Linked DNA regions of Homo sapiens: regions 1 and 2 are each linked to region 3. A link is a loop called in an ENCODE intact Hi-C map of the cell type or tissue named here. Cell type or tissue: IMR-90. All regions are shown on one strand. Region 1 overlaps NREP (neuronal regeneration related protein). Region 2 overlaps STARD4-AS1 (STARD4 antisense RNA 1). Region 3 overlaps STARD4-AS1 (STARD4 antisense RNA 1).

What was found. A loop is a pair of places that touch in the nucleus more often than their neighbours do. Peaks named below come from ENCODE experiments on the same cell type or tissue, not always from the same donor. Only the 100,000 strongest peaks of a DNase experiment are listed, where the experiment ranks them.
Region 1: a loop joins it to region 3, with 2.3 times the contacts of the local background. A loop is called at or near these places in 4 of 110 quality-filtered maps.
Region 2: it touches region 3 in a loop (3.0-fold over the local background); 4 of 110 quality-filtered maps call a loop at or near these places.

What each region holds. Positions count from the first base shown.
Region 1 is chr5:111,732,501-111,740,500 of GRCh38, reverse strand. It overlaps NREP (neuronal regeneration related protein), which reads left to right. Exons shown (of 4, transcript NM_004772.4): 3 at 4,994-5,071. It overlaps STARD4-AS1 (STARD4 antisense RNA 1), which reads right to left. Exons shown (of 7, transcript NR_040093.1): 6 at 5,655-8,000; 7 at 775-2,197. Among named protein-coding and RNA genes, the nearest start is that of NREP, 21 kb to the left of the region's middle. In IMR-90, no CTCF peak of the experiment used is centred here; DNase peaks (open chromatin) are centred at 2,580, 4,410 and 6,300; H3K27ac peaks cover 3,027 bases.
Region 2 is chr5:111,553,734-111,561,733 of GRCh38, reverse strand. All of the region lies in intron 1 of STARD4-AS1 (STARD4 antisense RNA 1), which reads right to left. Among named protein-coding and RNA genes, the nearest start is that of STARD4, 45 kb to the right of the region's middle. In IMR-90, no CTCF peak of the experiment used is centred here; no DNase peak of the experiment used is centred here.
Region 3 is chr5:111,638,369-111,646,368 of GRCh38, reverse strand. All of the region lies in intron 1 of STARD4-AS1 (STARD4 antisense RNA 1), which reads right to left. Among named protein-coding and RNA genes, the nearest start is that of NREP, 110 kb to the left of the region's middle. In IMR-90, no CTCF peak of the experiment used is centred here; DNase peaks (open chromatin) are centred at 4,338 and 4,638; H3K27me3 peaks cover 2,056 bases.

The DNA of each region.
Region 1 (8,000 bases), 94 kb before region 3:
TCCAAAGAGTAAAACAAGCCTCAAAAGAAAGGAAAGAAGGAAGGGAGGGACAAAACCCTGAGTATTTTATTTCCAATTTGTATGCTGTGATAGAATATTGAAACTTACCCAACTATCAATACATTCAAGAGAATCAGTACGAAATAGCACATTTTCACTATAAGTAATATTTAAATATATAGTGGGTTTAAGTATATTAATTATACCCAAAAGCATAAAATTGGTATTTCCTAAGAATTGATCAAGGATATCTAAATACAAGTCATGATTAGTATATTTTAAACCAGTGTGGTTCTTTATGACGTTCTGTTGTTTTTCAACCTAATTGTCAGTGAGATAAATATAGCATCATAGAAAAAGATGCATTAACCAATATATTCAGTGACAAGTATAAACACTCAAACTTCCCCAGAATTCAAACAAAACTGTTGCATATTCTCCAAATTAAAGTAACAAAATTTTCCTTCCCTCTACTTTTTTTTTTTTAACTAGCATTTTTGTTTTCTCAATTGTTGAAGGTACGATTTGCTTTTCTGATTTTCTAATAGACTTCTGGAAGAATAGTATTCTAGAGGGTTTTGAGGATTTTATTTGGGCAAAAACAATTGTTTATTGTATACATGGAAAAAGCAGTTTTAAAAGAAGACATACTTTTTGTGAAGATTAATGCAAACTTTGGTTTGTTTAATGAAACAACAGTTTTGAGGTATTCCCATACCCAGAACGCTTAAATTTTCTAGATGCAAACCACCGAAACAACAATAGAGAATTCAATGAAGTGTCAAAAAGAAAGTTAATTTAATTGGCCTTCATGAAAAACACAAACTTGAATTCAGACAATGAATGAATGGAATGCAGTATCAGCCACGTGTCCATGTTTGGAGTGTCAGTTGATGAGCACCAAGAAGAATGGGCAGCTTTACAGTTCAGCAAGCACAGATGGACTCTAGATAGATGGATCAGCTTACCAGTTTTCTGACCCTCATATTATCAGCACTCAAAAGCTTCAGTGATAGGGTCATTGTCAGTTCCTAATATTCTGAACTAGTTAGAAAACTGAGGGCACAGAAACTCATGGGTTCATGTGGGTCTTGTTACTGCTGTGGCCCCTAGGAGCTGCAGGGAGACCTGGCTACAGGGCCACTTGCCTGCATGGAGCTTATTCTGCACTTATCCCTCACCCTTCTATCATCTTCCTTGGCTGATTCTGACAGCCATCAAATGCCCTCCCAGATGTGCTCACTGCCACCCCCATTTCCTTTGTTGACAGCACTACTGGATATTATGCTAAATGTTGGTTTTGTTTGTTGTTTAGTCTGTTGATAGATGTTCCAGCAGCTATTACATTTGACTTAACCTATATATTTCTTTTTTGTTGTTGCCCTTAAAAAGCACACTGTGTTTAGTTTGCGAGGGCTGCCATAACAAAGTGCCACAGACTGGGCAGCTTACACAACAGAAATTTATTTTCTAACAATCTGGACGCTGGAAGTCTGAGATCAAGATGTTGGCAGGGTTGGTTTCTTCTGAGGCCTCCCTTCTGGGCTTGTAGATGGCTGTCTTCTCCCTGTGTCTTCATATGGTCTTTCCTCTGTGTATCTGTGTCCTAATCTCTTCTTAGAAGGACATGGGTCACTTGAGATTAGGGCCCACCCTGATGATGTCCTTATTTTAACTTAATTGCCTCTGCAAAGATCCTGTTTCCAAATACAATCACATTCTGAGGTATTGGTGGTTAGGACTTCCCCATATGAATTTTGAGGTGATACAAGTCAGCCCATAACACATTTTTAAAAGTAAATTTTTGTGGATTGATCACCCCTGCTGTACCTGCCCCACCCCCAGACGTGAGCATCTAGAAGGCAGAAACTCTGTTTCTCTTGCAATTCCCACAACCTAACAGTGTCCAGCACTTTGCAGCTATTTCATGAACTCTTGCTGCATGAATGCAAAAAAGGTTGGTAAGAAACTTGAAGTTGAAAAGTGGCACTATTTCTGACTGCCAGAAGTAGCACCTGGCGAGTAGACTAGAACATGTTCCGATGAGAAGAAGAGGCAAAGAAAATACAGTACATTTAAACCGAGACAGCTTTTGACAGAAAGGCAAATGATTGTTGCTTGGGATCACCCATTCTCCACATCCAGCACTGGGAATGGAATGGAAGTTCAGGCCCTTGCGGAATACCAAAGGTCAGGTCTGAATCATTTGAGAGCAAAGGTAATTAATGATTGTCAATAGATCTTTTCTCTTAAGCTCTTCACTTTAGAGTCTCAAAATACTGCAGGTATAAGAAAGAACAATGCTGTAATGCAGATAGATCATATTTGTTTCCAGTAATTTACCACGGTTTCTTAAAACTAGCTGTGCTTAAAAAAATGAAAAGTTTAAATATCTCCTTTAGGTACTATGTCTAGGGATATGCTGAGTTCTTAGATACCAGCCAAGCAGGTTTTAAGAATGTAACTGAGACTCCTCTGTCCCTGCCATTTTTGGCTTAAGGTTCTGACTTTGAAGGAGATTGGAAAACTACCAGAAGGCCAAAGCAACGTTCATTTTTCTAAAAGTATACAATGATTACTTGATGATTCAAATACTAAAAAATGCCTAATGTGCTAAAAATGCCTAATAGTGAAAAAAAAAGCCTTGGTCAGTGTAACAAATATGAAGTAAGGGAGAAAGTTTCCTTAGTCATGTGTGTTTTGCTGTCAGATATTCATGTTCCCAAGTTCTTTGGCAAAAGTCATTGGCTTTTTTTTTGTTTTTGTTTTTGTTTTTTTTTTTTTTAGCAAATGGAGAGTTCTTAGAACAACAGATTGTTAGAATAGGTGTAATAATTTCTGAAAGGCAAGCTATTTTCCCCTACAAATTAGACTTTGGTGGTTTTAGTAATGATGCTTAGAAGTTAAATGTTAAAGCAGTGTCATTTCGTTAAAATGGAATATCCCAGAAAAGCACAAGAACGCAAGAATGACAATACTTACCTGACCTTGCTTTTCTTTGCTTCCTGTGCCTACAAAGTTTTTACATGTACTTTTATCAACGTTTTTGGTTTCCAACAGAACTTAATTTCTCACTAATATTTTAAGACTGTACTTGAAATATGATTTTTAAAGTGGTAATATAGAAATGTAATCACTTTATATCCATTTATATGAAGTGAATTTAACAGTAGATTCAAACTTGGGGTCCCCTAAAGTTGAGCCCAAACTGGGCTTTTGTGTGCTGTGACTTTGTTATAAGTCTGAAAAAAGCTTGTGTATTTGAGATTATTTTGTTTTCTTCACCCATTCCTGGATAAAGGAAATGTCAGAAGTGGCTGCTTGTCCCAAACAAGGCAGATGGTGGATTACTTTCTGAAGGAGCTGGGCACAGGAGAGGAATATGTGGAAAAGTAAGGTGGTTGGGGTGAGGGGAACCACATGGCTCAGAAAACAGACCCAGTCCAAAAAGAAAATAGTTCTAGCTCTTGCAGAATGAGCTCTCTTTAAGACCCAAACGTGGGTGGCGGCTGTGGACTGGTATAATTTTGAGGGAGTGGTGGTAGGCGATTTGCATTCTGGGATAATGCGAGGGCAGCAGGATAGTGGAAGGAACTGAAGTTTAGAATCTGGAAACCTAGTGTGAGTTTCAGTCCTACCCTACACTACCTGTGTGACTTGGGGCAAGTCGACCTTTTTGAGTTTCAATTTCTTCATTTGTTTAATGATAAGACCAATATTATTGGCTTATCATCAGGACAAATTAAGTAATGTATGCAAAATTGCTTTGTAAGCTAGGATGTGCTACAAATGTCACTGGTGTAGAGCAAAGATAGTTAGTTACTGTTCAATTATTCCGAAGAGTGAACACACTTAGCCATCTACATTTCCTACCCTAGATTCCCTGACAAAATGGATTGATCGGGGTATACCAAGCATTACAGTCAACTCAATGATTAGGTTACCTCAATTACGGCTTCCAAAACCAAAATGTAAACACACATCTAAGTCTGTTTGTTAATCTGTTAATGAGGTGTGACTCTTAATTGTTGTTTATTAAATGTGAGGCTTATTTATTGCAGAATTTGGAGAATCTGATCTGGAGGGAATCTTACCTAATTTCACTCTGCTTTCAATCAGAACTATATTAAATGTGAATTAGCCCTGACAGATGGTTGTTGGATTCTGTTTCTAAATTTTTTAAAGAAGATTTCACAGTTTTTCTCTAATTTCTTTTAGTAATTTGACAATTCTTATGCTGAGTTCTTCCTTAGAGCTGACCCAAATCTTAGTTGTAATTTTAAGGCCTTTCCCCTCTCCTGTCATTACTTGAAGATGGAGAACAGCTGGTCGGCAACCTTATGCTAATCATCCTTTGTATATTTAAAGAAGAGTTACTCAGTTCCACTCCCTCGCTCCACCCCCTCCCACCACCGAATTCATCAGCTAGTATTCTCTGAATCATTCATGGTGATGACACCTATCTCCCGCCCCTCCCTCAGACACTTGGCTGTTTCAGGCAGCTGGGCAGAATGTGTTGTCACTGGCCACATGGACTTGGAGAGAATCTGGGCTGCTGCTTTCTTTCCTCTTTTATTTTATTCATAATCTTTGGCCTTCTAATAAATGATCAGAATAACCCTTAACAGTGTTTGATGGAGTTTTGCAAGGATACTTATAGAATCCTTTGAAAGTTAGACCTCCCCGATGACTTAGTGCACTCAGCCAGACATACCATGAAGCTGCTACTTTGCCTGCTAAAAATAACATTGATTGATATCTCTGCTTTATTGGACTTAATCTTGGAAGACATCGAGCTGAAACTCTCCTGAGTGCAGTGCGTGTTCAGAAGCACACTAACAGTTTGAAAGAGTTAATGGTTTCCCCAGTGCTCTAAGTGGTAGTCGGGAATAAGTAACCATTGAGGAGAATTGAGCTCATTAAGGTTATCCCGTGTAGTTTCAGAGTGGATCCTGTTTTTAATCTGAATGTGTATGCTTTTGTGTCTCTATAGGTTTATTACCCAGAACTCTTTGTCTGGGTCAGTCAAGAACCATTTCCAAACAAGGACATGGAGGGAAGGCTTCCTAAGGTAAGATCCTTAGATGCCATATTGTTAACACTATTTTCAATATAGAAACAATTGTTTTAAAATATCAGAGCTTTTTCATTTGAATACCCATTATAGGCTGCTATAACAATCCATTAATCTGATACTATGATGACCTTGGAAATAATGTACTTTTAAAAAATATCCTAAAGTCCTATGACTTAAAGTTCACATTATCTTCCTTCATAAATGAAAAATTTTCATTTAAAACATGGAATCAGTTTATCAAAGTACAGTTTACAGGTTTTAAGTCTGTTCCATTTCTGGTTAGACAAACTCAAATACAATGATCAAACTAAAAGATTTCTTAAAAGTATGATGACTATTAATTGTCTGCTAATGAAGTCTGAAGGTCTGATAAGATTATCCATGAAGCAAAAGGGAGGAACAAAAAAACTGTTACATTTCTTTCTTCTAATTTTTGAGCCTAAAAACCATTTTTTATAAACGTGGTTTCATTGTTCTGACATCTTAGGTGTGGCAGTTCTCTGCCTCAAGAAAATTTGTAAAATTTATATTTTAGATTTTAGCATAATTTCTGAAACAAACAATAACAACTACTTACCAGTTTTTACTGTAGATACTGGACTTTGCCTCTTAGGGTGAATACTTGTTTGACTTCAAGCGGGGAGAGTATACTTTTTAACCAATGACTTGCTGATTTTGCAGTTAAGAAAGAAAAACAGAATCCACTGAAAATAAAATTTCTATTTGAAAGTTTCATAAGTGTAATTGACTAACGGTGAGTCCTCCCCCAGCTGTTACTGGTATTTCAATGTTTAAGAAATTATTTTATTTACACTAAATAGTATCAACAATTCCCTATCTTATACTGGCAGGCAGAAACTGAAGAGGTTGTATCAACTGGCAGTTTGCACTGAAAGAAAACAATCTTAAATCACTTTTAATCTTGCAGAGCATTTTTGAAGGTCAAGGTTGAAATCACTGGCAGGAAAGTAGGTGAACAAAATGGTTTGACCCTGCCTGAACTAGACTTGCACTGATTTGTAGAGCTGGAGTGGAAGAGAGCTAAAATAGTAGCGCTTTCCTTAAAAGACACCCACACCCCACCACCTCACCAGCAGCACACCAGCGGCACGAGCAGTATAACCACAGACATTCGTCACTGTGCCAGATCAGGGCATAATTCTCTTAAGGCAGCTGAGGCCTTCACATTAGTTCTTGCCTCATTCAGGCATCCAGAGGTCCTCTCTCTTTGATACTGGTGACATAAACCAGAGGGGCAAGACTAGGCATAGTTCCTTGATGAGTTCAGTGGTGCCTCACCGTACCCTTAGAAAGCCAGCCCTGCTGTGCTAGGTCTTGTCTCACACAAAGACATGCTCCCAGGGGTGGGCACCGTGGATCATGGTATTCAGGTCTTCTGCTATTTTAAGTTCTTTCTTCTCTAAATATGTGAATAATATTTTAAGCATAGTGTTATTTGTTCTTTTTCCAGAAGTTCCCTTCTGGAAAAGCATATCTTTGTATAATTGTAGGAAAAATAATCTTGACTTACTTGGTCCAAAGCACATTATTAACTGGGGATTAATTTCCTAGTAGTCATCTGTCGGGAGGGCTGATCCACCCCGAGGCACATTAACTGGCGTGACTTTCAGGACGGCGGGGCTGTGGGAGCCACTGGACACATCTGCCCCCCAACCCCTAGCCTCTTGAATTACTCAAGTCCCTCAGCTCTGTTGGCACAAATACGTGCTGGATGATAGAAGAACCGTTTTTCCCATGGATGAACTTTTTTTGGCTTGAATTCTTACAAGGCCTGACTTCTGGATCTGGAGAAAGAAGACTTCTTTGTGTCCCATCTTCAAAATGCCTCCTCCACTTGTTGCAGAAGCCTAAAATTCCTTTAGTTGGGGCAGAAAGCCTATTATTATTTAAAAAAAAAAAAAATAGTGGGAGGGTGTGTGGATTGAAATCAGTCAGGGGAAGAGGATTGAAATCTAGTAAATGCAGGACTCCATAGGGAGAACGCACAGAACTCTGTCTCCTCAGGAGCACCTCTCTCCACGGGCATGGTGGGCTCCAGGCCCTCAGGGTGCTTCAGTAGCACACCTCCCTGTGGGCCCTACTACCATTGCCTCATGAGGGTCCAGTCTGTATGCTTGTCTTCCACACAGCAAGTTAATGAAGGGTGAGATGGGCAGGGACTGTTACTGTTTCTGTTTCAATCTCTCTCTAAGCTTGAAATCGAATAGAGTACTCCAGCCATAGTAGGCACTCAGAAAATGAATAATTAATGAAGAAATGTATATTATCTGGGACCTTGAAACAGAAAAAATGGTAAAAATGGTAAATTCAAATCTGAAATAATCGTCACTTTCTTTTTTTCTGGAAGTGCCTCTTCCCAAATCCCTAGCTCTTCCTTTTGTTTTGTTGTGTATGTTTCATGGAGGTAGAAGATTAGTACTGAGACTGAGATTTAAATAGAGAGATACACTAACGTTCTGTATATTCACTTTTGAACAGAGTAAGTCTGAACTGGAGCAGTTTTAAGGCAAGCTGTGTAAAGACTATAATTGTTGAGTTAACATTTATCAACTTTTGGTTTTCCTTCTTTTCTTGCCTGTGACAATTAACAGCCATTGAACTCTTCATTTGTCCAAAACCTAAGTTTGTCCTATCCTGAACCATGGTAACTGGTTGACTGTGGGGTGAGGTGGGGTCGGGCTGGCAGCATTATTTTAAAGACACTGGGATTACAGTGGATTTCCTTTTTTTTTTTTTTTTTTTAAATTTTGGGACTGTGTACCAAGATTCCAAGATTGAAATTATTTTCACAACTGCAAGTAACTACCCAATATTATGCTTTTGGAAATTGAATCTAGACCCTTAAGGGTGTGTGAGTGGTGAATTATATTTTTATTTAATTTTCTGGTTTGGTCCCATTGGT
Region 2 (8,000 bases), 85 kb after region 3:
CCCCTCTAACCTGTTTTGTTTTGTTTTTGTTTTTTCAAATCTAATGACCCTGTGAAGGACAGATCAAGTCCTACCTCTTCTTGAAGCCATCTATAACCATACCAGACAACCGTGTTTTGTTTTGTCTTTGAATTCTTACATTGCTCATTGTCCATCCCACTCTTCTGGCATTGCTTGATTATATAAAGCAAATGCCTAGGCTCATGAAAATTTACCTGAGGATACAGATTAGCAGAAAACTTCATCTAGTATTGTTCTCTATCAGAATGTAATTCCTTAGTCATTTACATTTAATATTTTAATAATATATTAGTTCTAGAATTAAAAATTACTTCATTTTAAGAGGATACTGGGACGATGCAGAGGGGGAAGCACAAGGATTCTATCTTCCCTTGTAGACAACAATTGAACTGGCAGACTCTGTCTGATGTAACTGTTTTGGAACTCTGGAGTCTATCGAAGACTTGAAATTTCCAGGGGAGGGCATGGATGAAAAACTGTAGTCAATTGCAGCTTTTAGCACATTGGCAGCTGTCCATCCCCCACCTCTTAGCCTCATGGCAAGAAGTTGTTTTGTGTTCCTGGAGCAGCATGTAAAGAGTTACCAGGAGCCAGGGTGGGCGTAAAAGGACCCTGTCCTACAAATATCAAGGATATTTCATCACTTATTGCTGCTTCTGATCACAGAGTGGTGAACAAAGAGGTGGAATTTAAAGGGCTGATGCCCTTCCCCCTCTTTATTTTTCTCTTTTTTTCCTTTTGGGAGCCAGACGTTAAAGAATAGGGCATCCAAAAATAACTGCATATATGGGAAAAATTAGCAAGTGACTTCACATGCCCAGAGAAAGGCTCAGAAAAGACATGAGAAGACCTTAAATTTACATCTCAGGCTGATCCTCAGCCCAGAGACAGCCTACAATTTTTAAAAAGCAGTAACAATAACTCAAACCTGGGAAAGAGAAAAACTGATTCTCAGAATTACCAGAATATTAGATTCAAATGTCCAGCTTTTAACAACAAAAAAAACTATAAAACACACAAAGAAACAGGAAACTATTGACCATTCAAAGAGCAACAAATAAGCAACAGAAGCTGCTCCTGAAAGAGAACTACTAGATAAAGACTTTAAAACAATTGTCTTGAAGATGAGCAAGGAACCAAAGGGAGATGTGGAGAAAGTCAAGAAATGAAGTATAAACAAAAGGGAAATATTAATAAACATATACAAAACCTAGAAAGAAACCAAAAAGAAAATTTGAAGCTGAGAAGTACACTAACTAAAATGCAAAATTTGGCAGAGGGATTCAAAGGCAGATTTGATCAGACAGAAGAAAGAAGCAGTAAACTTGAAGAGGACAATGGAAATTATCAAGCCTGAGGAACAGAAAGAAAAAAGATTGAAGAAAAGTGAAGAATCCTCAGGGATCTGTGGGACGCCATCAAACAGACCAACATATACATTGTGTGAGTTCCAGAGGGAGGAAAGAGAGAGAGAAGGGGGCAGAAAGAATATTTGAGGAAGCAATGGCTAATAACTTCCTGAATATGTTGATGTTAATATAAACATCCAAGAAGCTCAATGATGAACTCAAAGAAACTCACACCAAGACACACTATAAACAAACTTACAAAGGACAATGAGAGAGTTTTGAAAGTGACAGAGAAAGGTGGCTAGTCACAAAAAGGGGATCATGAATAAGATTTTCAGAAAATTTCTCATCAGAAACTCTGGAGGCTAGAAGATAGTGGGTCATATAGTCAAAGTGCTAAAAGAAAAAAAAAATCTCTCTGCTAAGAATCCTATTTCTGGCAAAACTGTTGTCCAAAAATGAGGGAAAAATTAAGACATTCCTAGACAAACTAAAGCTGAGAGAATTTATTACCACTAGACCTTCTCTGTAAAAAAAGAAAATGATCAAGGGAGTCCTGCAGGATAAAATAAAAGAACAATGGATGGTAATTCAAAGTCATGTGAAGAAATAAATATCTCAATGAAAGTAAATATGTGAGCAATTAGAAAAGCTAGTATTGTAACAACAGTTTGTAGTTCCACTTTTTTTTACACCATGATTAAAGAGACAAAGCCATTAAAATCAGTTTAAAAATGAGTATTATGGTAACTTCAGTTTCTAATTCCACATTTTGTTTTCTACACAATTTCAGAGACTAATACATTTTTAAAAAACTATTAGTTTATGTTTTGGGGCACACAGTGTATAAAGATGTAATTCTGTGACATCAGCAACTTAAAGAGGTGAGGACAGAGTTGTAAACAAGCAGAGTTTTTATACGTAACTGAAGTTAAAATGGTATAAATTCAAATTAAAGCATATTCACTTTAAGATGTTAAATGTAATCTCCATGGTATGGGAATTTAGACATGAGAAAAATTTAAACACTTCACTATAATATAATAATAAATAGTGAAATATAGAATAATAAAAATAAAATATAAAATAAAAAATAGTGAAATAATAGAAGTCTCTTCTTATCAGTAATCACTCTAAATGTAAATGTACTAAACTTTCCAATAAAAAGACAGCAGTATGGATGAAAACATGTGATCCAACTAAGTGCTGTCTATAAGAAACTCACTTTAGATCCAAAGATACAAATAAAGTGAAAGGATGGAAAATGATATTCTATGGAAATAGTAACAAAAAGAGAGCAGAAGTGGCTACACTAATATCAGACAAAATACACTTTCAATCAAAAAAGATTACAAAACACTGAGAAGGAAATTATATATTCACAAAAATATTAATGCAGTGAGAAGATATAATAATAAAAATTATTTATGCACCTAATAACTACCAAAGTATAGGAAGCAAAAACTGACATAATTGAAGGCAGAAACAGACTGTTCTACAATAATAACTGGAGACTTTATTATGCCACTCTAAATAATGACTAGAACAACCAGATAGAAGACGAGTAAGGAAACAGCAGACTTAACATAATAATAGATATATACAGAATATTTTACCCAACAAAAACAGCACACGTTTCTCCAATGCACATGGGACATTTTAGAGGATACACTGTATGTTTTACCACAGATTAAGTTTCATTAGGCTTTAAAAGGCAAGTATCATACAAAGCATCTTCTCTAACCACAATAGGTTAAAGTTAGAAATCAATAACACCAGTACAATTTTTTTAAGTTACAAATTTGTGGAAATTAAATGATGCAGTGTTGAAAAGCTAATGATCAAAGAAGAAAACAAATGGGAAATTGTGAAATTCTTAGAGAAAACTAAAAATAAAAACAGAACATACCAAAACTTACAGAATATAGTGCACAGTGAAGGTCATGCTAAAGGGGAAATTTATAGCTACAAATGTTTACATTAAAAGAACAAGAAAGATCTTAAATCAATAACCTAACCTTACAATAAGTAATAAACTAAAGAAGAATAAACTAAACCCAAAGCCAGCAGAAGGAAGAAAATAATTAAAAATTAAATCAGAGATAAGAGAATAGAAAAGCAACAGAAAAAATCAATGAAACCAAAAGTTGATTATTTGAACAGATCAATGAAATTGACAAACTTTAAGCTAGATTGACTAAGAGAGAAAGAGATGACTCAGTTTACTAAAAGCAGAAATAACATTGGGGACATTATTCCTGATTCTACAAAAGTAAAAAAGCTTAAAAGGAAGTACTATGAACAACTTTACACCGACAAATTAGATAACCTAGATGAAATGAACAAATTTCTAGGAACATAAAACCTACCAAGACCAAGTCATGAAGAAACAGAAAATCTAAATAGACCTATAGCTATTAAGGAGATTGAGTCAGTAACCAAAAATCTCCTGACAAACAAAATCACCAGATATTATGACTTCATGGGTGAATTCTACCAAACATTTAAATAACAGATACCACTACTTCTCTAATTTTTCCAAAAAATTGAAGAAGAGAGAACACTTCCTAGTTTGTTCTATGAATTCAGCATTACCCTGATAATGAAGACAAAGACACTAAGAGAAAAGAAAACTGAAGATCAATATTTCTTATGAACAAAAGGGATAAAGTTCTCCAACGCAAAAATTCTCAACATAATACTAGCAAACCACAATTAGCAGTATATTTAAAGAATTATACACCATGACCAAGCGGGATTTATTTCTAAAATGCAGGGATAGTTCAACATAGAAAAAAATGTTCAACATAATACATCATATTAACAGAATAAAATAAAAAATGAATGATCATTTCAATTGGTGCAGAAAAAAGCAGTCGAGGAAATTCAACATATTTTCATGGCAGAAATATGCAACAAACTGAAAATAGAATAAGACTACCTCAACATAATAAAATTCAGTAAAGAAAAACCCACAGCAAACATCATACTCAATGGTGAAAGACTGAAAGCTTTTCCTCTAAGATCAGGAACAAAATAAGGATGTTCAGTTTCACCATTTCTGTTTGATATAGCACTGGAAAACCCAGCAAAAGCAATTAGGCCAGAAAAAAAATAAAAATTATCCAAATGGGAAGGGAAGAAGTAAAATTTATCTCTGTTCACAGTGGATATCATGTTACTATATGTAGATAATGCTAAGGGTTCCACAAACAATTGTTAGAGCTAATACATGAGTTCAGCAAAGGAGCAGGATACAAATCAACACACAAAAATTAATTGGATTTTTTATACACTAACAATGAACTGAAAAAGAAACCATGAAAACAATCTCATTTACAACAAGACTAAAAAGAGTAAAATACTTACGAATTAACCAAAGAGCTGAAAGACTTAAACAATAAAATTACAAAATGTTGCTATAAGAAATTAAAGAAGACATAAATAAATGTAAACACATTCCATGTCCACTGATTGGAAGACTTAATATTGTTGAGATTTTTATACCACACAAAGTGATCTTCAGTGCAATCCCTATTAAATCCCAATAATACTTTTTGCAGAAATAGAATAATCTATCTTAAAATTCATATGGAGTATCAAGGGACCTTGAATAGCTATAACAGTCTCTAAAAAGAAGAACAAAGCTGGATGACTCACCCTTCCTAATTTTAAAACTTACTGCAAAGATAGAGTAATAAAAACAGTGCGGAACTGGCATAAAGAAAAACATATAGACCAATAAAATAGAATAGAAGGTCCAGAAAAACCCTCACATATACGGTCAAATGATTTTTGAAAGGGTGCCAAGGCCATTCAATGCAGAAAGGACAGTCTTTCGACAAAGGGAGCTGGGAAATTGGATATCCACATGCAAGAGAAAAGCTGGACCCTTACCTGACACTAGCTACAAATTTAACTCAAAGTAGAAAGGTGGTTACCAGAGGCTGAAAGCGAGGGGAGGAAATAGAAAACGGGGAGATGTTGATCAAAGGGTACAAAGTTTCAGTTAGACTGGAGGAATAAGTTTTAATGATTCATAATTGTACTGCCTGTTAATAATAATGTGTTATATATTCCAAAGTTGCCAAAATAATATAATTTTAATGTCCTCACCCCAAAGATAAGTTCATAAGGTGATAAATATGTCAGTTAGCTCCAGTGAATCTTTCTACAATGTATACGTAAATCAAAACATCACATTCTACCTAATTAATATACACAATAATTTGTCACTTAAAAATAAATTAATTTTTTTAGAAAGTTAAAAAGAATCCTCAAAATATGTCAAAGACCTAAATATAAGACCTAAACTATAACACACTTAGAAGAAAACATAGGGGGATAATGGCATGGCATTGGATTTGGCAATGATTTCTTAGATATTTTAGGTTGGTGCAAAAGTAATTGCGGTTTTTGCCATTAAAAGTAATGACAAAAACCTCAATTACTTTTTCACCAACCTAATAATACCAGAGACACAAACACAAAAGAGAAAATTAGACTTCATAAAAATTCTTTAAAAATGTGCATCAAAAGGTATCAGTAGAGTAAAAAGGTAACACACAGAATGGAGAAAAAAATCTGCAAATCATACATCCAGTATGGGATTAACAAATATATTGAGAACTCCTACAGCTCCAACAATATAAACAACCCCATTCAAAAATGGGCAAAGGATTTGAATAGACATTTCTCCAAAGAGGATATACAAACTACTAATGGGTACATGAAAAGATGCTCGACATCACCAATCATTAAGGAAATGCAATTCAAAATTACCATGAGATACCACCACACACCCTTTAGGGTGGCGACTACCAAAAACAAACTAACTTCAGAAAATAAGAAGTGTTTGGCAAAGATGTACAGAAATCGGAAGCTTTGTGCCCTGTTGATGGGAATGTAAAATATGCCAGCCATGATAGAAAACAGTGTAGTGGCTCGAAAATTAAAAATAGAATTACCATCTGATCCAGCAATTCTACTTCTGGGTATATACTCAAAAGAACTGAAAGCAGCTGCAGCAATTAAAAAGAATAAGTTCATGTCCTTTGCAGGGACATGGATGAAGCTGGAAACCATCATTCTCAGCAAACTAACACAGGAACAGAAAACCAAACACCGCATGTTCTCACTCATAAGCGGAAGTTGAACAATGAGAACACATGGACACAGAGAGGGGAACATCACACACTGAGGCCTGTTGGGGGGTATAGGGCAAGGAGAGAGAGAGCATTAGGACAAATACCTAATGCATGCAGGGCTTACAACCTAGTTGACGGGTTGATAGGCGCAGCAAACCACCATGGCACATGTAAACCTATGTAACGAACCTAGACGTCCTGCACATGTATCCCATAACTTTAAAAAAAAAAAAAAAAAGGAAAAGAAAAGAAAAAAAGAGGAAGAATTGAAAGCAGTATCTTGAAGAGACATTTTTTTACCTATGTTCCTAGCAATCTTATTCACAATAGTTAAAATGTGGAAGCAATCCAAGTGTCCATCAATGGTATGAATGGATAACCAAACAGTGGTATATACATACAATGAAATATTATTCAGCCTTAAAAAGCAAAGAAATTCTTACACATGCTACAACACAGATGAAACTTGAGGACACTATGCTAAGTGAAATAAGCCAGTCGCAAAAGACAAATACTGTATGATTCCACTTATATGAGCAACTTAGAACAGTCAAAATCATAGAGACAAAGTAGAAAAGTGGTTGTTAGGGAATGGGAATGTATCAATCCATTCTAACACTGCTATAAAGAACTACTTGAGACTGGTTAATTTACAAGGAAAAGAGGTTTAATTAACTCGCAGTTCTGCAGTTACAGAAGGCATGGCTGGGAAGGCCTCAGGAAACTTACGATCATGGTAGAAAGTGAAGGGCAAGCAAGGCATGTCTTCACATGACCAGCAGGAGAAAGAGCAAAGGCGGAAGTGCTACACACTTTTAACAACCAGATCTCGTAAGAACTCACTCACTATCACAAGAACAGCAAGAAGGAAATCCACCTTCGTGATCCGATCGCCTCCCACCAGGTCCCTCCCCCAGTACTGGGGATTACAATTCAACATGAGATTTGAGTGGGTACACACAGCCAAACCATATCAGGGAGAGAGGAGTATGGAGAGTTATTGCTAAATAAACACAGAGTTTCAGTTTTACATGATCAAAAGACTTATGGAGATAGATCATGGTGGTGGTTGCTCAACACAATGAATGCATTTAACACCATTGAACTGTACAGTGAGATTTCAAACTTTCTTCAGCTATGAGAAGATCTGGCAGCACTGGGCCCTCCTGATAGCAAATGAAAAAACACTCCCTTTAGATGGGGTCAGCACTCTCTGGACTGATGTAATGCTTATGTCATTTGTGTTTCCACAGCAGTGGAAAATCAGTGCCCATTGTCTTCCATCCTCTTTCATTCAGCTCACTTCATTCATTTTCCTTCTCTGTCTTCTCCCCGTAACCACTTGAATTTGCAAGGTTCCTCTGCACTAAATTGTTTTTAACCACTGTTTAATCTTGTTTTGCTTTATTCAAATTTAATCACATCTTAAAACATCCTCTTGTCTTCATTTTATTTATTTTTTATTTTTCTCTTATCTTAACTT
Region 3 (8,000 bases):
CATTGTATCTCTAGTTCCTGGTTTAATGCCTGATTAAGACGGGCATCATCAGATGTTAATTTAATACATGAATATTGTGCTTTTCCATAAACAGTTTGAAGAGCCTTGCTTGTCTCCCTTTTATGCATCTCTATGACATTTTACCAAGTAGAAGGCTAGGAGAATACCCTTCACAGATCCTCACAGCTGAGAACATCCCTGTTCCCTAGTTTCTCTTTGCAAGGACCACTGGTGGCTCCCAGAACCCCTAAGTGTTCCAAATACAGCCCTACAGCACCTTCAAGGGGAAGAAAAAGGATGGTCAAGTGTTGTTTTTGGCCAGCCACATTGAAGAGGTTTAAGAAGTGTGATACATCAAGCCTCTCGAATTGTGCCTGCACTTGTTATCAGAATAGGACAAAGCCCAAGAAACCAGAAGATGTATCAAAGGTACTTCAGATCCTGAGGTAGAAATGGGGGCTGTGCCTCCTAGTATATTGCTAATAATACTGCTGGTCTAATTCCCCAGTCATTCTCTTTATAATCCTAGGGGTAAAATGCTGTTGGGTTGGGCTACAGGAAGGCTGAGGTCTGAGGAAAAGTGCTTCTCACGCATTCTCCTTATCTGCTCTCCATTCAACCATCTGAGGGGACTTTGCAATCTTAGAGAAAAAGGAATTTTTTTAATCCTTTCATGATTTCATTTCTGTCCTTGCCAGAGGGATAACTGAGAATTTTGTCAAGGCCACAGCTGCACGGGGTTGTCTCAGGTCAGTCAGAAAGACTGATCCACCCCTTAGAGTGAGACTAAATAAAACTGTAAAGTTAATAGGGTTGCGTGTTTCACAAAGATCCCTGAGAAGACTTAGGTCACCCAGGGCTACCTGACCACAGTGAGCTCCACGTGTGGACTTGACCTGGGATTCCCTTACAGCCAGGGCAAAGAACAAAATACCCCAAGAGAGGTGTTCTTTCTGTGATCTACAAGTGGGTGTCTGCGTTTCTGCTCTTAGTTTCCATTTAAAATTTCATTATTTGGCTTTTATGGGATGATAGATGTGATTCCGATTCTTGCTTCAACTATTTCTGGAGTAATAGGTGATTAAATTGCACACTTTTTTCTTCTAAGCCCTAAGAGGTGTTTGAAACTAACGTTGTGAGGAGAGAACGAACTACCAGTACCCTCTCAGCCAGCTGGAATCCTCCACATGGCTTCTTGGCTGGGACCTTCATTCAACTAGACCCTCAATACTCTCTCTCCCCAGGCTTTTCTTCACTGAGTCCTACCTTTGTGTATGTGTTTCCTGTGCCCCTTCAGCACTCATGGACTCATTTTTATCATAGTATTGTGCATAATTTCATTTCCTACATAGGTTATTCTAAATATATGCCTTCTCTTAAGTCATCTAGAACTTAATAGAGTTTTTCTTCAACCGAGCAGCAGTTCTGGAGTCATCTATTTTGTTATGACAATGTCTGGGTCTCCCCTATACCTCAAATTACCCTCTCTTTGCATATGCACTTGCCTTTTGTTTGTAGAGGTGTCAGGACGTGGTGATATGTGCATAATGCTCACACTATCATGGCATGTAACTTCCTGAGGATCAGCAGATGGGTGGTCTGAGAAGAGTAGAAAAGCTAACTTCCTGACTTAATTCTCTTATGTCCTCCACTTTCTATAATCAGTTTTTGCAACTGCTACATTATCAATACATGAATTTAATAATATAACCTGCTAACCTGCATTTACTTATAGAAATAATAAACTTAGAGAAGATAAATATAGGTTTCTGAAAGGCTAGGTGTTATTTCACAGGCTCCTTTCAATTTCTTTCTACCCTTAGAATCTACTGCAATATTCTGCACAGAGACTGCTAGCTAACTTCCATTATCTATGCTTTGCTTCTTGGCCATAGGAGACCACATCTTTAGCTGGGTGTGTAACTACCTAGCAAAAGGCACAATTTTTCAGCCTTTCTTGCAGCCCTCTTAGCTGTCATTAAGTTTCAGCCAATGAGATGTAGATATAATGGTTAAATGGAGTTCCAGGGAAAAATCCCTTAATGGAGAGTCTCCTTCATTTGTTCCCCAGTCTATAAATGTGATTTGGAGGCTTTGGGGGGCTTTTAGGGACAGAAGCCACAGTTAGGGATGATAAAACAGAGACATGGAAGGATCTTGGGTTCCTGACAACTCAGTGGAGCCACCTTATCAGTTCTGGACTGCCTACTTTTGTATTCTGTTTGTGTGAGAGAGAAATAAGAGACATCAATCTTGTTTAAGTCACTGTTGTTCTGAATTTGTCTGTTACATGCAGTTGATACTAATCCTAACTTACACAATCTACCATCTGCTTGATACCATTGATATAGAGATTAGTGGATGTGTATAAGTATTTTCAATCTATGGCTTTAGAGATAAAATGGTAAGTGTAATGACTGATTACAAGAGCTAAAGTAATTGCCAAAATTCAGGGGAATAATAAAGCTTAGAACTGTCAACTTTATATTCTGTCTTGCCCTTTCTGTCAAGTGTAGGATTATTAAAGTCATTACCTCAGAAAAAATGTCCACTGCTATCCAGTCTGTAGCCTCACATCCCTCATTTCCAACCTTGCACCCTTCTTAGTACACACAAAATGAAATTGTTTGCCAACTGTACTCAGTAAAGATTAGAGCACTTTTGCAAACAAAGTTTGGTTCCTGGACTTGAACTAAAGAAATGAACTATGGTTTACGTGAACAATTACTGGGGTGCAGAAAGGATGTTTGTTCAAATAAGAAATGAAGTTAGGAAAGAACAAGCCCAGAGTGTTGTTTATTATCATCATGTAATGAGAACGCTTCATTGTTTTCCAATTAGATACAAAAAATGTTAAACTTTGTTTTTAGCCATAGTTGTTTGAATAATGGATACTAAACTTACCAGAATGTCAGAGAGGAAAAGAGAAGAAAACAGAGGCTGTTTTACTTATTTGAAAAGAGGTAAATAAAACAAGAGGCATACTGTTCTCTGAGTATGACCTGCTACTTAGAGAGTCATGTTGTTCTCTATGTATGACCTGCTATCCAATCCACTTCTCCTTTTTTATTTACACAGACTTGGAATTAGAAACATTACACAGATCAGTGTATCTACTTAAAATAAAAAGTATAGAAAGAAGATATTGTGTAAGGAATGTCTGACTCCTTCTTAGTAATATTGACAGCATGGAAACATGTTAATTCTCTTGAGTCCAGTTGTCCCCAAATGGTGTTTTTCTCATTTCAAGCATATGATGGTGCCATATGATTGGCAAATACTCTCTGCTAAAACTGAAAATCTATAAAGAACTAAGTAAGCACGGAAAGAGCTTGGAATATCCTATTTCTGGAGTGAAATGCATCTGTGAATTATAATAGCTGCTAGTTTCATGATCCTTCACTCCTAATCCAGTTCCCAATATTGTTGAAAGAATTGTCACAACACATCACCTTTCTATCTCAGACCACTGAATTTTTCATATCATTATCAAGTTATACTCATTCAACTCTTCTTTCCCACTTTGGAGAGATGGGGTACGATTAGAATGAAAACCAAAGTACAGCCAACTACTGGTTATGTGAGAAGACTTAACCATGAGTAAGAAGTAGTAAGACTTTTCCACCCAAGTTTTGGTCTTTTTAGTCCAGCCGATGTTAACAATTATCATTACTTGGCCAGTGCCCAATCATGACTCCAAATTAGATACCTGCACCTTACCTGGTCGTGGCCACACAAGTTATTCCACACCAACATATGTAACAGGAGCAATAATTACCCTAGGTAACACACAGTGCTACTCAGCACTCAGTAGGCACTCTTCCAAGCTATATATGAGTATTAGCTCACTTAGTCTTTACAACAACTCTGAGATTCTGTTATAATCCTGTTTCAGAGACATGCCAACTGAAGCAAGAGATTAAATAATTTGCTCAAGCTCACCCAGCTACTAAATGATACACCATGGGTAGAGTGTCTTCAAGTTTCTAACCACTGCACACACTGCTTCTCTAGTACAGTAAATATAATAAGAAAAGCAAATTAGGAAACATTCAAGTAAAACTCAATCTCATCCTGCTTGGAGCCTATCTCTTTTCAATCTGCAGGAGTATTAGTAATTGACTAACTGTTGTCCCAGGTAATGATTCTACAAGGAATACTAACGACATCCCTGGGTATATATTCTACCCAGAAACTTTGCTTAGTGAAAGTAAATGTGAGTCATGCATTTAGAATTATGTCATTCTCAGACTAGTATCTTTCTAAGTCTCTGCTCCACCCCAAGTTCAGGCTTTTGAAGGCATGTTAGTGTTTATCATTCTCTGGAAATACTCCCATCCTCTCCAAATATTGCTGTGTGGACATGCCAAATGGATTCATCTGCTCTTTATATGCATTCCCTAGACACTGTACACTAATAACTCAAGGAAATGGTCTGTCATCTTTCTCAAAGCAAAAAAAAGCCTTTGCCTCTGGTTTTTCAATCCCTTGTCCTTTCTTATTTCACTATTTTTATAAATTATTAACATTTGACTTCTTTCTTAGGTAGGAGAAATAAACGAAATTAGGCTTGTTTGTTTTTATATGGGAATAGTAGTTATTTAAGCCTAATAAATCACCAGCCTGATGAATCAGGACCTGGGAACCAGCCTGACTTGAGAGTCATGCATTAAACATAGCCTCCGGGGAACCTATCTATGAAGAAGCTGTATCTGATTCTCTCTTTTGCTTCATAGATTGTTAGACTCAGGGATCTTTTTTTTTTTTTGAGATGGAGTCTTGCTCTGTCGCCAGGCTGGAGTGCAGTGGTGCAATCTTGGTTCACTGCAACCTCTGCCTCCCAGGTTCAAGTGATTCTCCTGCCTCAGCCTCCTGAGTAGCTGGGACTACAGGCACCCGCCACCATGCCTAAGTAATTTTTGTATTTTTAGTAGAGACAAGGTTTCACCATGTTGGCCAGGATTGTGGTCTCGATCTCCTGACCTCGTGATCCACCTGCCTCAGCCTCCCAAAATGCTGGGATTACAGGCATGAGCCACCGCGCCCGGCCGGATTGTCTATAACATAGAATCTATGTTAATATTTTTATTTCCAAATGGGGATAGTAAAGCCCAGGCAGTCTGAGTGACTTGTCTAAGGTCATATAAGTTTTGGCAAAGCCAGGACTGGACCTATGTCCCAGAGCCTTCTTCTGGTAATCTTGCCATTTCAACACATTTTCTCTCTGGGTGGGTGTATTAGTTTGTTCTCATGCTGCTATAAGGACATACCCACGACTGGATAATTTATAAAGGAAAGTGGTTTAATTGGCTCACAGTTCTGCATGGCTAGGGAAGCCTCAGGAAACTTAACAATCATAGTGGAAGGAGAAGCATGCATGTCCTTCTTCACATGGAGCAGGAAGGAGAAGTGCCAAGCAAGGGGGAAAAGCCCCTTGTAAAACCATCAGATCTCATGGGAACTCACTATCATGACAGCAGCATGGGGAACCACCTGCATGATTAAATTACTTCCCACCAAGTCCCTCCCATAACACATGAGGATTATGGGAACTACAGTTCAAGATGATATTTGGGTGGAGACACAGCCAAAAAATATTACTGTCCCCCCGACCCCTCCCAAATCTCATGTCCTCACTTTTCAAAACACAATCATGCCTTTCTAACAGTCCCCCAAAATCTTTGCTAATTCCAGCATTAACCCAAAAGTTCAAGTCCATAGTTTCATCTGAGACAAGGCAAGTCCCTTCTGCCTAGGAGCCTATAAAATCAAAAGCAAGTTAGTTACTTGCCAGATACAATAGAGGTATAGGCATTGGGTAAATACACCCGTTCCAAATGGGAGAAATTGGCCAAAACAAAGGGGCTACAGTCCCCATGCAAGTCTGAAATCCAATAGGGCAGTCATTAAACCCTAAAGTTCCAAAATGATCTCCTTTGACTTTATGTCCCACATCTAGGTCACACTAATGCAAGAGGTGGGCTCCTACAGCCTTGGGAAGCTCCATCTCTGTGGCTTTGCAGGATATAGTGCCCTTCTGGCTGCTTTCACAGGATAGTGTTGAGTGTCTGTGGCTTTTCCAGGAGCATGGTGTGAGCTGTCAGTGGATCTACCATTCTGGGGTCTAGAGGACGGTGGCCCTTTTCTCACTGCTCCACTAGGCAGTAGCCCAGTGGGGACTCTGTGTGAGAGCTCTGACTCCACATTTCCCTTCCACACTACCCTAGCAGAGAGGTTCTCCATAAGGGCTCCACCCCTGCAGCAACCTTCTGCCTGGATATCCAGGCATTTCCACACATCCTCTGAAATCTAGGCAGAGGTTCCCAAACCAGAATTCTTGACTTCTGTGTACCCACAGGCTCAACACCACGTGGAAGCTGCCAAGGTTTGGGGCTTGCACCCTTGAAGCCATGGCCCAGGCTCTACCTTTGCCCCTTTTACCCATGGCTGGAGCTGAAGTGGCTGGGACACAGGGCACCATGTTCTGAGGCTGCACAGAGAAGGGGGGCCCTGGACCTGGCCCAGGAAACCATTTTTTCCTCCTAGGCCTGTGATCCTGTGATGGGGGTCCACCGTGAAGGTCTCTGACATACCTTGGAGACATTATCCCCATTGTCTTGGTGATTAACATTAGATTCCTAGTTACTTATGCAAATTTCTGCAGCCGGCTTGAATTCTCCCCAGAAAATGGTTTTTTCTTTTCTATTGCATCATCAGGCTGTAATTTTTCCAAACTTTTATGCTCTGCTTCCCCCTGAATGCTTTGGTGCTTAGAAATTTCTCCTGCCAGATACCCTAAATCATCTCTTTTGAGTTCAAAAGTTCCACAGATCTCTAAAGCAGGGGCAAAATACTGCCAGTCTCTTTGCATAGCAAGAGTAACCTTTACGCCAGTTCCCAAGAAGTTCCTCATCTCCATCTGAGTCCACCTCAGCCTGGACTTTATTGTCCATATCACTATCAGCATTTGGGTCAAAGCCATTCAACAAGTCTCTAGGAAGTTCTAAACTTTTCCCACATCTTCCTGTCTTTTTATGAGCCCTCCAAGCTGTTCCAACCTCTACCTGACACTCAGTTCCAAAGTTGCTTCCAAATTTTCAGGTATCTTTTTAGCAGCACCCCACTCACTGTGGTATGAATTTACTGTATTATTTCATACTCATGCTGCTATAGGGACATATCTGAGACTGGGTAATTTAGAAGGGAAAGAGGTTTAATTGACTCACAGTTCTGCATGGCTAGGGAGGCCTCAGGAAACTTACCATCATGGCAGAAGGGGAAGCAAACACCTCCTTCTTCACATGGTGGCAGGAAGGAGAAGTGCCGAGTAAAGTGAGAAAAACCCCTTATAAAACTATCAGATCTCATGAAACCTAACTCACTATCAAGAGAACTGCATGGGGGACTGCCCTGATGATTCAATTACCTCCCACTGGGTCCCTCCCATGGCATGTGGAGATTATGGGAAACTACAATTCAAGAACAGATTTGGGTTGGGACACAGCCAAACCATATCATTGAGTGAGGGACACAGAGAAGGCCTCTTTTAAAATGTGCAAGAGATGAAGGATAAGAACTTATCATGTTATATGGCTCAGGATCTCATGTTCAACTTTTAGGAGTTAAGACAGGCATTTACTATCATTCTCCCAGGAGCTGCTTTAGGTTCTAAACTTGTAGGTTTTCTAGAATCCCCAGGAGGCAGGGTGAGTGAGGAGCACTGGGAGAAATACACAGCATGTTACTGTGCATCATGGCTTCACTATAGAGACACAGTCATAAAATATGTTGTCTTTTCTCTACAAGTCTCAATTATCTTACCTTTTTGTAGCAGCATTAATTCTAGCTCAACTCTGGTTCTTTTTAAAGCACTCTAGCTTCTGACCCTTAGAATTCCCCCAAGTCTTTGTCTGTCCTACTTCTTACCCTTGCATATTTTAACCCCTGGGGCCCACCTCCATCCCTTGCCTTGTGAGTCCTCTCATCCCAGATTCTGCATT